Regions from separate parts of the Homo sapiens genome. Here region 2 is linked to region 1. The links are chromatin loops, found by intact Hi-C in ENCODE. Cell type or tissue: IMR-90. All regions are shown on one strand. Region 1 holds the start of LOC112268077 (a long non-coding RNA gene). Region 2 overlaps INPPL1 (inositol polyphosphate phosphatase like 1).

What was found. Hi-C counts contacts between places; a loop is a spot of excess contacts. Peaks named below come from ENCODE experiments on the same cell type or tissue, not always from the same donor. Only the 100,000 strongest peaks of a DNase experiment are listed, where the experiment ranks them.
Region 2: it touches region 1 in a loop (5-fold over the local background); 1 of 110 quality-filtered maps calls a loop at or near these places.

Annotation. Positions count from the first base shown.
Region 1 is chr11:72,352,041-72,354,540 of GRCh38, forward strand. The region is part of intron 5 of CLPB (ClpB family mitochondrial disaggregase); the gene reads right to left. It overlaps LOC112268077 (a long non-coding RNA gene), which reads left to right and starts at 2,476. Exons shown (of 3, transcript XR_007062768.1): 1 at 2,476-2,500. In IMR-90, CTCF peaks have their summits at 1,018 and 2,005; a DNase peak (open chromatin) is centred at 1,011.
Region 2 is chr11:72,237,137-72,239,636 of GRCh38, forward strand. It overlaps INPPL1 (inositol polyphosphate phosphatase like 1), which reads left to right. Exons shown (of 28, transcript NM_001567.4): 26 at 1-660; 27 at 906-1,039; 28 at 1,127-2,011. The coding sequence ends at 1,217. PHOX2A (paired like homeobox 2A) reads right to left here. Exons shown (of 3, transcript NM_005169.4): 3 at 1,941-2,500. Among named protein-coding and RNA genes, the nearest start is that of PHOX2A, 5.8 kb to the right of the region's middle. In IMR-90, a CTCF peak has its summit at 1,191 (motif pointing left); a DNase peak (open chromatin) is centred at 1,185.

The DNA.
Region 1 (2,500 bases):
CTACCCACACTCTCGAGGTTAAGCACTACCCTGACTTCTTATGCCACTGATTAGTTTTCTCTATTTTGGAATTTAAATGCAGGCATACAGTAAGCACTCTTCTGTTTGGCTTGTGACCTGATGTAAGGTTTGTGTTGTAGCACACAGCAAGAGTTGACTCAAGCCCATTGTACATTATTCCATTGTGTGACCATCCCACAATTTATTCATCCATTCAGCTACTGATAAACATTTTAACTATCTTTCACATTATACATAAAGCCTATCCTAGTCCTCCTCTAAATCTTAATGATTTTCCATTGCAGGATAAGTCCAGTCTCCTCAGCACAGCTTACATTAGTGACCTTCAATATTAGCTCCTGCTTTCCATTCTTGCCCTCTGATACCCTCCAGCTCTTCTGAACTACCTGCAATATTCTGAGTAAAGTATGCTGCTTCATACTCCATGCCTTTGAACACGTTGCTCCCTCCGCCTTCCTACCTCATCTACCTGGTACACTTGCATTCATCCTTCAAGAGTTGGTGTGAACACCATCTCCTACATCATGCTTTCCCTGCCCTCTTCAAGATTTAAAAGGTCTTTTCTTTGTGATCTCACAGCACCTTCTACAGATCTCCATTAATACACCAGATAGCAATTCTTGGTTAAAATGTCTGGTTTTCTCATAGAACTGTGAGTTACTTAAGTGCAAAAATCATGTCTGGATCATCTTTATTTCCTTGGTGCCTAGGGCAGGGCTTGTGGCAGCAGAGATGATCAGTAAGAATCTGGTAAGTGAAAGAATGCTGGAGCTGGAAGGGGTCCTTGGGATCTGCTATCCTAACTTCTTTATTTTACTGAGGAGGAGAGAGGATATGCCTAAAGGTGAAAGGATTTGTTGGTGGCAGAGCCAGAACATCTGATCCTTCACCCAGTGCTCATTCCCCTTCTCTGTACTGCTGGCGTGAATCAGAGTGTGGAGCTTCAACAGAGGACAGACAGCCTGAGGCACAGCTGATTCTCTCCACATCAGGCAGTGCCGCCAGATGGACAGACGGTGAAGTGTAACAAGAAGCGAACTCTTAAGTTTTGGGTCCTGACAACAAGCCAAGAGGCTGTTAAAGGGGATGGCACCACTGGAAAGGATCTTTGCCTCAGGCAGGGATGGTGGGGAATTTAAGGACTCATTTGATGATGGCTAGTTAACACTGATAACTCAGTGCAGACTTGGAGATGGGGCAAGGAGGATTCACTAAAGTAGGTGGGAAGGAGGCTGAGAGAGGCCCCAGGGAAAGTATTAAGTTTCGTTAAAGCCCAAGTGTTTCTGAAGTGAGAGCACCAGTGACTGAAAAGGAAGTGGCATTATGACTGTAAGGAGAAGGAAGGTAGCCAGGCAGAGGTGGCTCATAAGTGAAGCTCTAAAAAGTCAGACACATTAGGAAATTAAGAGTCGGGGAAGGGGATCAGCAAAGAGTAGACCAAAAAGTAAAGACACCACATCTCCCAAAAGAAAACCTACAGTGGTTTTGGAGATTTATCAGTGCATCCAATTCAAAAACATACTAAATCATGTGCAGAGCATTGCAGCAAAGGAGATGGAGACAAAAAAAGACACAGGCCTGGCCTTCATCCACCTTGGTCTAGTAAGTGAGACTGGACCCAAATCCAGAGAACAGGAAAGACTTCAGAAGGAAGGTGGCATGAGGCTGGTGACTGACTGGTAAAAGGAACTCCACCAGCATGCAAAATGGTCTTAAAGGGGACAGAGAGGCCGAACAAACTGCGAGAATAAAGGCACCAAGGTGGGAACACAGTGTAGCTGGAGTATTAGGGCTCCAGTAGGGGAAAAGGTAGGTGAGGGTCAGACTAGAACAACTCTAAAACCAGTTAAAAGCATTAGTATGGTTAGAATTTTTTTTTAAACGAGTGAGCACTGAGTGTTTCTGAAGTTAATAATAACAGAGACTATATATAAAGTACCTACTCTGGAGAAGTACATATGTCCTAATCCTTACAAATCCTTAGGAGGTAGGTGGCGCCACCCCCATTTCCAGATGAGGAGAAAGAACTTCAGAACAGTCAGTAATTTGCCCTGGATCACATAGCTATTAAATGGCAGGGCTGGTACCAAGATCCTGACTCCAATATTCATGCTCTTCCCTTGCAACCTCTCTTAGCTGGGGGTTCTCCTTTGAAGCACATACAAAAAAAAATTGACTAGTGATTTTCTCAATGCTTCCAAAGATGTGTGTGTGTGTATATATATATATATATATATAGCTAGTACCATTTTAGATTCCTGGGAGAGAAGTTAATTCCTGTGTACGATGGATGCCTTGGAGAATGAGGGCTCAATTCTCTGGAGGAACCTTGGTCAAGAAAAACGGCCATGATTAGAGATATGTTTTAGGAAGATGGATCTGCCGGTGGGATCACATCCCTGAGAGGACCTGGTTGCCAAAGCAACTTAACAGTCCTGGAAATATCAAGATGAGTCATCTTCAGGCACTTGAAGTATGA
Region 2 (2,500 bases), 110 kb before region 1:
GGAGCTCCTGAACCAGAAGGGGTGGCGGCCCCCCCACCCAAGAACAGCTTCAATAACCCTGCCTACTACGTCCTTGAAGGGGTCCCGCACCAGCTGCTGCCCCCGGAGCCACCCTCGCCTGCCAGGGCCCCTGTCCCATCTGCCACCAAGAACAAAGTGGCCATTACAGTGCCTGCTCCACAGCTTGGGCACCACCGGCACCCTCGTGTGGGAGAGGGGAGTTCTTCAGATGAGGAGTCTGGAGGCACACTGCCCCCTCCAGACTTTCCACCTCCACCACTGCCGGACTCAGCCATCTTCCTGCCCCCCAGCCTGGATCCTTTACCAGGGCCAGTGGTCCGGGGCCGTGGTGGGGCTGAGGCCCGTGGCCCACCACCTCCCAAGGCCCATCCAAGGCCTCCACTGCCCCCAGGCCCCTCACCAGCCAGCACTTTCCTGGGGGAAGTGGCCAGTGGGGATGACCGGTCCTGCTCGGTGCTGCAGATGGCCAAGACGCTGAGCGAGGTGGACTATGCCCCTGCTGGGCCTGCACGCTCAGCGCTCCTCCCAGGCCCCCTGGAGCTGCAGCCCCCCCGGGGACTGCCCTCGGACTATGGCCGGCCCCTCAGCTTCCCTCCACCCCGCATCCGGGAGAGCATCCAGGAAGACCTGGCAGAGGAGGTGTGTGGAGCAGGGTGGCTGTCTGTGTGTGCCTGAGTGTGCTTGCCCACAGACTGGTACCCTTTCACTCCACCATTCAGCACTCATGGTGTCCCTGCTACCCTGAACTGATCACTGGGAAGTTGGGAGACACATGTATCAGCCCAGCCCTTCCCTTCCTTTTCCCCAGAGCATGCAGCAGAATGTGACTGCAGGTGTTTCTATGGGGGGCACTCAGCTCCCCCTGACATGCCCTGTTTCCTTAGGCTCCGTGCCTGCAGGGCGGGCGGGCCAGCGGGCTGGGCGAGGCAGGCATGAGTGCCTGGCTGCGGGCCATCGGCTTGGAGCGCTATGAGGAGGGCCTGGTGCATAATGGCTGGGACGACCTGGAGTTTCTCAGGTGGGGGAGGGGCTGGCCCCGGGGGCGGAGCTGGGGCCCTCAGGATCCCCTTGCCCATCTCACTTCCCAGCCTGTTTTACTCCACAGTGACATCACCGAGGAGGACTTGGAGGAGGCTGGGGTGCAGGACCCGGCTCACAAGCGCCTCCTTCTGGACACCCTGCAGCTCAGCAAGTGATAGCGGAGGCACCACGAAGCTGTGAACTCAGAGCCCCTCCCTGCTACCAAGGCCCAGCTATGGCCCCAGGGTTGAAAAGTTATGAGGGTCAGGGCAGTATCTCTCTGCCTATTTATTGGGGTGCCTATTTATTGGGGATCTGCATTCCCCGCTGCCCAATCATTTGCAATGCCCTAATTAGGGCATCCTGCCCCTCGCCTTTTAGGCTCAGGACGGAAGGTCAGTTGCCATGGTTACCGAGGACCCTGGTTACTCTGGTGCTGTCCTGTTTTACTGGACCCCGCCTCCCAGCCCCAGGGGTGCCTGTGGGGGTCCATTTGGGTACGTCTGGGCCCCCACTTTCACCAGTTTCTGCGGCCTTCCACCGGGCCTGAACCACAGCGGAGGAGCTCCGCTAAGACCTCCCCACCCCCGCTGGGGGTGGGGGCGGGTGTCCGTCCGGAAATGAAGGAATAGCCCGAGGACCGGGCTGGGGTTTATTTAAACTGTTCTGTGTGGGTCTGGGGAGGGAGAGCACCTTAATATTATTGGGGTTGGTTGGGGTGGGGCAGGATCTCAGCCATAAAGTGCCAGTTTGCTTAGTTCTCACTGTCTCCTGGTCTGTGCTGCCCTGCTCTGGGGATGCACGGCGGCAGGGTGGGGGAGGGAGGTTCCTCGCAGGTCTCAGCCCGGGACAGGGTCTTGCAAGCAGCCTCCTGGGCAGTCGTAAGGGTTGCGGCGTGATGTCTTCAATAAATTAAGTTTTATTTGGATTGAGTAAAACTTCAATAAATTACAAGTTTTTCAAAGAAAAAGGACAACCAAAAAAATTAGGGAAAGAGAATCCCTCTGTCCCATTCCCCAGGCAGCCCCTCCACTCCTCTAACAGGTCCACCCTCTGTGCCAGACGGGCTAGGGAAGAGAGGAGACACGTGAGGGATGAATTGGCGGTGGTCATTAATTATCCCGGCGACCACCAGCCTCTGTACGGGTGGGCCCGAGGGGTGGGGCAGCGGGCTTTCCTGATCACCAGCGTAAGGGGTGACCCAGCCGCTGCAGAGCCAGGGAAGGGGGCTGTGCCGATCCTCCTTGAGGACCTTCACTTTGAGGGCACTGTTAGGGACAGGCCTCATGTGATACCGCATCCAAAGAAGGCCAAGCTAGAAGGAGCTCCGGGGTTCTCCTGGAGGAGGTCCCGGTATAAAGAACTCCGCTCTGCTGGTAGAGGGTGGGTGAGGACGAGAGTGGCCCTGACTTGGTCTCCAAAGTTGGGGAGGACACACCGAGGGGTGAGACAGTAGGGA